2 separate regions of the Mus musculus genome follow, and region 1 is linked to region 2. A link is a loop called in an ENCODE intact Hi-C map of the cell type or tissue named here. Cell type or tissue: heart. All regions are shown on one strand.

Region 1 (4,000 bases), 200 kb before region 2:
GGTTAGGCTAGCTTGCTTGCAAGCTTCTGGCATTTCTCCCATCTCTACATTCCACCTCTCCACTGAGTACACGGAAATAAATTATGGACATGGACACTACTGGGTCTTGTTATTACATGAACTCTGGGGATCTGAACTCAGGATGTCAGGTTCACATGGCTTTATCCACTGGGCCATATAGGGCCTCCTCATTTTAACAACTAAAACATAAAAAAATTTAAAGTAGAAACTTCTTAGCATCTCTATTACCTGCTGTTCTAGCAATGACTAAGGTCATTTAGGAAAATAAAGGTTACATGCAGTACTTCTAGTCAAAACCTGTAATGTGGCATGCTTATCCTTACAGTGAAACAAAGACCCATAACAAGTCAAGGGAGCCCAGAAGAACATAGCAGCTTGGATCTTACATGGCCCCCAGTGAGCCATATGCTAGGTTTCGTCATCAGCCATTGGTGCTATTGGGAATGCTAAAATCCTTAGGAGTTAGGGCCCAGTGGAAAGAAGTTGTACTGCAAAGTATGTGCCCTGAATGGGGATATTGGCCCCTTCCTGTCTCTGTTTCTTAGCCACATTGAGGTGAACAGCCTCTTCTAATATGCACACTCATCATAATGAGCCATGTCACCAAGTCCAAGATATCAGGGTTCAGCAGCTTTTCCTTAAAGTCTCTGAACCATAGAGTCGACATTAATCTTTCATCCTTGTAAGTTAATTGTTTCAGGTATTTTTTTCTAGTACTATACAGACTAACGGAGAGAAAACGGCTGCGTCAAGGTTTCAGATGTATGCAACCTTCTATAGCCTATGACTAAACGGACAAGGATTAAATGGACAAGCTGAATAGGCATCCCAGAAACAAGATTAGACATGAAAACATGATAAAACTAGGTAGCATTACAATTCAGCAGCACATTTAGGTGATCCAGTGAGTACATTGAAGTACTTGAGTTTATGTTCTCTGGTTTCAGCATGCTTGGTGCTCACATCCAAGCCTGAGCATTTCATCAGTAGGTGTGATCTGGGACAGGATGACTCGCTCATCCTCATATGTACTGACGATAGATAATACAGAACTTATCACAGACGTCTTGTGATTGCGATCACCACTATACGCATGCCAGGATCAATCTAAGGCTATTTTCTAAAACTCTAAATAACATCTATTTTAAAAAGTTCTCTATTACATGTTTTTTGTATGATACCATACGCTTAAAATGAAATGCACTCCTTTCCTTTCTAACATTGCAATACAGACAATGTATATGTTAGTAATAGCAATTGCACTTGTAGTAAAAGAAGCAACACATTTACACATACATCACTTCTTAAAAGATATTGCGCATTAACAGTGTTCTTATAAACAAATCAGAAAACCTGTAAACCAAATCTATATAATAAGCATTTGAAAACCCCATGTTAAAAGTTCAAAGGTGAGCCTACCTGTAGTGGCAGAAACATTCTACAGTAAAATGTAGACCTTAGATAGATTTGCTAATTTATGACACACTGTGCTTATCTGATGCAAATCTACTATTTGGTTTCCTAGCTGCTGTGTCTGTGCACTACTGCCCTCTAATGGGCAGCACGTTAAGTGTAGAAGACTGTATGTTTCACCTGAAACTGCCGCATGCCAGTAGAACTTGTGTGAAACAAGCAGCAAGGAAAGGAAGCTCAAGCTAGGACTTGCTGCATTCACGAGGGTCTTAGACATATCTACTCTGACTTCTCACTATCACTGGTTTCGACTGGTTCCTTAGGGTCCTGATTTCATTAAAAATTGTAATCCAGTTTTATGTCTAAAACAAGGAAATCTGTTACTTTCTAACAGTCCAAGCCAACAAACACATTTTTACTTGAGTTCAGAGAAATGTAAATTTAAATATAAAGTAATAACCAAAGACTCAGACAACTGAACACAGTGACACAGAAACAATTTTGTGCAAGTCCACCAGAATGAACAGCTAAGAAAGTCTGGCTAAGTTCAGTCCTTTCACTGGGAGTAAATTTTAAGGTTTGATGCTGCTTTTCCAGGGGTGGTCTCTGTAATCCTGCTGTAACTCACACACGGAGAGGCTCACTGCTTTTCTCAGATTTAAAAAAATTACCAACTTATATACCATGTGGTCAGGAAACATCAATTTTTTTCTTTCTTTGTCAGACTAAATGAGGGTATGCTCAGGATTTATAGAAGAGAAGGTCAGACACACATGTCAAACACACATGTCAAATAAAGGAAAACAAAAATCTTCAGACTTACTGGAAATCTAAAGTAGGCCATAGCCACACTAACAATAACAATGAAACAATAAATATTCTTTGTTAGAGGTTACTAAATATTCTAGATTAGTTGGGATATTTAAAATTGTTTCAATATCCACCACTCATACCTAGTACTCTGAAGAATAACACAAATCTCCCCAAATGTAGTTGAAGACATTATTATCACTTATGTAAATCACTCTTGAGCTGCCTGACAGTAGATGACACTGATGGAATGCGACAGTTTCAATTTTCTAACTTTATTAACCTTTTAGTGGCCACTGAGATGCATCATGGTCTCCTAACATTAACGCATTTGTGTGGAGGCTTTTCCCAGCTAATGTGCTGAACTGTGTCACTTTTCATTGGATGTGCTGAACTGTGTCACTTTTCATTGGATGTGCTGAACTGTGTCACTTTTCATTGGATGTGCTGAACTGTGTCACTTTTCATTGGATGTGCTTATTCATTTTGATACTACTAGCATTTTAAACTTGACACTTCCTTGTTTAGGGCAGATGTGGGTGTTTTCACGCACTGTGAAATATTTGGAAACATCACAGTCTAGCTGTGATAACGAAAAGTGTTTTTTGATATTGCCCAATATGATAGTGTCTCTAAGTAGAGTAGGGAAGGTTTAGTGTTTGGAGAATCAATACTTTAATGACTCCAGAGAAAGAGTCTCTACTATTACCTAATTATATTAAGGCAGCATTTGCATATAATGGTTATATAACATTATATACATTCACTTGCCTGCTGAAATTAAAATAGTCACAAAGACTATTTTACAAAAGTACTGCACACTTTTGAGAACGAGTGCAAGAAAAACAAAGAAGCAAAAAATAAGTTAAGATCCTGAGTGTTGTTTCAGACAGACAGCAAATGGAACTCTCATACACTACAGGTGGGAATACAAAATAATACAGACACATAAGAAAACAATCAGCAGGTTTTAATAATGTTAAATGTTGTGCTACCATATACCCTGGTATCTGAGTCCTAAGGATTTATCTAAGAGAAATAAAGTTTGCATTCATGTAAGTGCCTGTATAAATGTCTAGGATATTCATTATTGCCAAAACTGTTATTCAGCAAGTCAGAGAAATAAAACTTAGGCAATCTATGCAAGTGGGATGCTGCTCACTAGTGAGAGGTGCCATCTCCATCTCTATGTGACCATGGATGAACCTGAAATAAACTATATTAAGAGAATGAAGGCAAATTCAAAACAAGTGAACTGTGGAAAGACAAAGCTATAGAGATAGAAAACAGATCACTGGTCACCAAGGGTTTGAGGTGGTAGAAAGATGTGACTCCACTAGGCATTAAAGAGCTCCCTGGGTGGTAAGAATGCCATAGGCACTTAATATGATGCTGGGGGCATCATGCACTTGTCAAAATCTGTAGATGGGTGCACTCAAGATTCTGCTCCATGTAAAGCCAACTGCAAAAATTGACTTATCACGAATAAGCAAATCAGAGAGAGGAGTTTATGCTTTGAGTTAAAGGGTCTTACTTTAACTGGTTTTCTAGTTCTTCAAAATGAAATTTCCTAAAATTCTTATCTTGATTATACTGGCATTTAATTATGAGGTCTTGTATAAGGTCTTGTATGAGGTCTGCAATCACAATGCCTTAGGACAGGGTGCCTACGTAGGAAAACACGCTCATGCAAATACTGAAAGGCAGAGGGCAGCCTCCAGTAGTACCAGCTGGGCACACAGGAGAAGTTGTGTAG
Region 2 (4,000 bases):
TTGATCCATTCCTGGACGAGCAGAACACAACTGGCCCCCTACAAGCCAGGTAACTATGCTCTCTGCAGAGGATGTGCCCTCTCCACTACTCTGACCCTGGGGATTGTCCTGGCTGCACTGCAGCTGAGGCTCCGGCGGAGGGAACGGGTTCCAGGTCCCTCGGGTACTGCATGGCTCCGGTCCCAGGTGGTTGGGACCAAAGCCCCGGTTGATGAGGTGTCCTTCCTTCTTCACAGCAATCAGAGCGAAGCCCACATTCGTGTCAAACGCTACCGCCAGAGCATGAACCAGGGTTCCCGCAGCAATGGATGCCGCTTCGGGACCTGCACATTTCAGAAATTGGCCCACCAGATCTACCAGCTAACAGACAAAGACAAGGACGGCATGGCTCCCAGAAACAAGATCAGCCCTCAAGGCTATGGCCGCCGGCGCCGGCGTTCCCTGCTGGAGGTCCTCCGGTCCCGGACTGTGGAGTCCTCCCAGGAGCAGACACACACAGCCCCAGGCCCCTGGGCGCACATCTCCAGACTCTTTAGGATATAGGTGCGGGTGACAGCATTGAACAGTCGGGCGAGTATCCCGTTGGCGCCTGCGGAATCAGAGAACTTCGCACCGGGGCGGACTGAGACAATCCTGCAGAGATCTGCCTGGCTGCCCCTAGGGGAGGCAGAGGAACCCAAGACCAAGCCAGGCTCATGCCAGAAACCGAGACTTACAGGCTGATACTCTCCGGGCAGGGGTCTGAGCCACTGCCTTGCCCGCTCATAAACTGGTTTCTCACGGGGCATAAGCCTCATTACTACTTGAACTTTCCAAAACCTAGCGAGGAACGTGCAATGCTTGTTGTCCAGCCAAAGGTAACTATAGTATTTAAGTTTGTTGCTGTCAAGGTTTTTTTTTTTGTAACTTCAAATATATAGAGATATTTTTGTACGTTATATATTGTATTAAGGGCATTTTAAAGTGATTATATTGTCACCTTCCCCTATTTTAAGACGTGAATGTCTCAGCAAGGTGTAAGGTTGTTTGGTTCCGTGTGTGTGTGTGTGTGTGTGTGTGTGTGTGTGTGTGTGTAAGGTGGAGAGCGCCTGATTATCGCCTGTGGATGAAGAAAAAACATTGTGTTTCCTATAATCTATTTACATAAAATATGTGATCTGGGAAAAAGCAAACCAATAAACTGTCTCAATGCTGATTCATTCTCGGTTCATGCATTTGGGGAAGGATGGTGGTCTGGGTTTGGGTCGGCCTGGAAGTGCTGAGATTCTGCTTCTTGTTTTGGGAAGATTGAACTGCATTGTGGGTGCAAAGCAACCTCTCTAAGCAAGGCTTACCTGTTGTGAGCTCTGGTGTCCATGTGGATGCACAAAGCGCGTGTCCTGGGAGGGAGTCAAGAGTTCTCTGAGATACCCGAGTTCACCTCCTTGCATGGCAACCAGACCGGGTAGGGTAGGGTGAGCCCTAATAGGCGAGCCTGGGCTCCTTAAGTTGCGCAATATACTCCCAATTTTATAGGGTTGCTCACTGGACCTGAGCTAAGGCGCTCTTTGGAGACTTAAACTGATATCCAAGGCTTTCTAAGTAGAGTTTATGCTCCAACTGTGGGTGTTAAAAGCTACCGGGGGTGGGGGACCCGCAAAACGTTCGCACAGCAGCTCTGGGAAACCCTCAGCTAGCAGCCCAAGTCTTCACTGGGCCCTGACGTCCATAAGCGGGGCTGTAGCGCCCCCTGCTGGCCACCATGCGTGCTCCCCCAAAGAGCGGTAGAGTAGTACGTGCGGTTTAATAAGTTCTTCTACGTGGGAGTCAGCACATAGTCTTAATGAAAGAGGAAAGAAAGGGGGGGAAAAAGCAGTTTGCAGATGCCAACTGGGCTCCCCTCCCTTCGTCTTCTCCCCCCTTCCCCGACCTGCACGCGGGCTTGCTGTGCAGGGGCAGTGACTCAGCGCCCACACGCTGCGCGGCGAGCAGCTGCTGGCCGGAGGCGGGCGGATGGACGTGCAGCCGGAACCGTGCGCCTCCGAGGGCCTGAGACCTTCATTGTTCGTCTCCCCTTCCAGTTCTCCTCTTCCTTCCTCTTTCCCAAGCCTTTTTTCATGCTGCCTTCACTTCTATCTAGCCTTCTCTCCCTCTTTCCTTCCTCCGTGCTTTCAGTCACCTCTGTATCCAGTGAGGAATGCTAGCCTCTAAGCTTGAAGGCCCAGGGCACAGGGACTATAAGATTAGGAGGCTAAGGTGACGCCATGTACCTGTCTAGCTAGGAGGCCTGGCCAATTGGCTCACTCAGCCAATCCCTGAAGACCAATTATTGTGCTTTCCTGAAAGTTTTGCTAGCCGTTTGGAGATGCTGAATTGCCTGTACCTCCAGCTAGTTCAGGGTTTCTGGAAGCAGTTTGGTTTGGGAAGGGCATTTCAGAACCCGGACCGTGGGACTAGATGTTTTCTTCCTTACAGAAGCCTATATACACAATGAAATGCGCTGGTCCTTTGTCTGAGTCTACACACAACCTGATAGAAGCAGCTCCTGCTTCAGAAGAAAGCAGCCTATAGCACATAGACTCGCCTCTGGCTGTAGGAAGCATCAGTCCCATCCAGTTCCGTGTCCTATTTGATCTTAACAATTTCCTGGAGCACCCAGCCCCAGTAGATCATAAATGCAGCACAGACCATCCTGGCCACAAGGACTTCTTGCTAAGTATTCGCATGGAACTTTGCCAGGCACTGAAGAGGCACAGGGCACGCATGAAAGAGGAAACGATCAGAAGTTTCAATCCTGCAACTGCTGTGCCAGTGGGTTGGGGGGGGGGGGGTCTGAAGGGGTTGCGGAAACTGCGAAGAGCAGAGACCACCTTGGCCTCACCGACAGAGGCTCAAAGCCACTCACTCGAGTTCTTTCTTTAAGCCAAGGTTTGTCCCGTAGCCACAGAGCCCTTCAGCCAAAACCTTACTCTGGCAGAACTTCAACCTACCAGACAAAGCCGCCAAAGACAGGTTGGGCACCGGCTTAGGGGCAGCTGGGAACAGGCATCTAGCCTTCGTCTGAGGGAGTCTTATGACCTCAGGGAATTCAAGGCAAGTAGAACTGTGGTGGTTCAGCCCGGAGAGGAACCAGACAGCTGCTCTGCTGGAGTCGTTCCTATTGCTAAACCTGTGACTTGAGACATTTCTGAGCAGACAGAGACCCTCTTATGACCAGCCTGCTGGAGCACTTGGGATTAACTAAAGGTCACCACAAAGCCTCGGGCCCTTCTCTGGAGGCTGTTCAACTGGCCTTCGGGATTTTTTTTTTTCTTCATAAGGTGCTGAAGGTTATTGGGATAGGGCCTCCTGATGCCAAGAACACATCATTTATCAACGGTGTTGAGTCATTTTGTGAGCTGATTTGAACCTGTCCACAGCTAAGAAATAGTCACAGTTCTTTTTTTTTTTTTTTTTTTTAATCTGTAGCTACTGTTGCTGGCTGTGGGAATGGTATCACCCATTTGTAATCAACCAAGGGTACCAGACGATTTCTAGAAAGTTCAGCACCAGCAGGTTGTCTGAACAGCTAAGGGTGGAAAGGAGAGATGGGGTGGGCCAGAAACCAGTTCTTTTTTTAGTTCTTGCTTGGTGTCAACTATTCTTCTAGCCACTTTCTATACCTTATCTCACCAAGTTCTTACAGTAGCTTTCTGAAGGAGGTGTTATTATCTCTCTTAGTAGATAAGGAAGCTGAACTTCAGAGAGGTGAAGTAACTCAGGCAAGGTCACACAGCGAGTGGTGGAACGTGGCTATGCACCCAAGTGCTACAGGCTATTTTGATGCTATGAAGACATAGGGAGTAAAATGAGATAATTTTAACCTTTAGATTCTCAGGCCAGATGTCTCCACATGTCTTCTAACTCTGAGGATGGCGTCAGTAGGTGATTTGCGCCCCACGGTGATTCTGAGAGCTTTCCATGGGAGCTAGTAGGATGGGGAAGGGGAACTGCTCTAGCGCTGAGCTCAATAAGCACAAAG

Evidence for each region. Hi-C counts contacts between places; a loop is a spot of excess contacts. Peaks named below come from ENCODE experiments on the same cell type or tissue, not always from the same donor. Only the 100,000 strongest peaks of a DNase experiment are listed, where the experiment ranks them.
Region 1: it touches region 2 in a loop (10-fold over the local background); 18 of 42 quality-filtered maps call a loop at or near these places.

The regions. Positions count from the first base shown.
Region 1 is chr7:110,430,901-110,434,900 of GRCm38, forward strand. The region is part of intron 13 of Sbf2 (SET binding factor 2); the gene reads right to left. Among named protein-coding and RNA genes, the nearest start is that of Gm32861, 140 kb to the left of the region's middle. In heart, a CTCF peak has its summit at 1,573 (motif pointing left); no DNase peak of the experiment used is centred here.
Region 2 is chr7:110,628,626-110,632,625 of GRCm38, forward strand. It overlaps Adm (adrenomedullin), which reads left to right. Exons shown (of 4, transcript NM_009627.2): 3 at 1-49; 4 at 237-1,195. The coding sequence ends at 543. Gm28863 (a long non-coding RNA gene) reads right to left here and starts at 2,281. Exons shown (of 3, transcript XR_003946665.1): 1 at 1,335-2,281. In heart, CTCF peaks have their summits at 670 and 1,751 (motif pointing left); DNase peaks (open chromatin) are centred at 326, 596, 1,816 and 3,036; H3K4me3 peaks cover 2,661 bases; H3K27ac peaks cover 2,983 bases; H3K27me3 peaks cover 1,385 bases.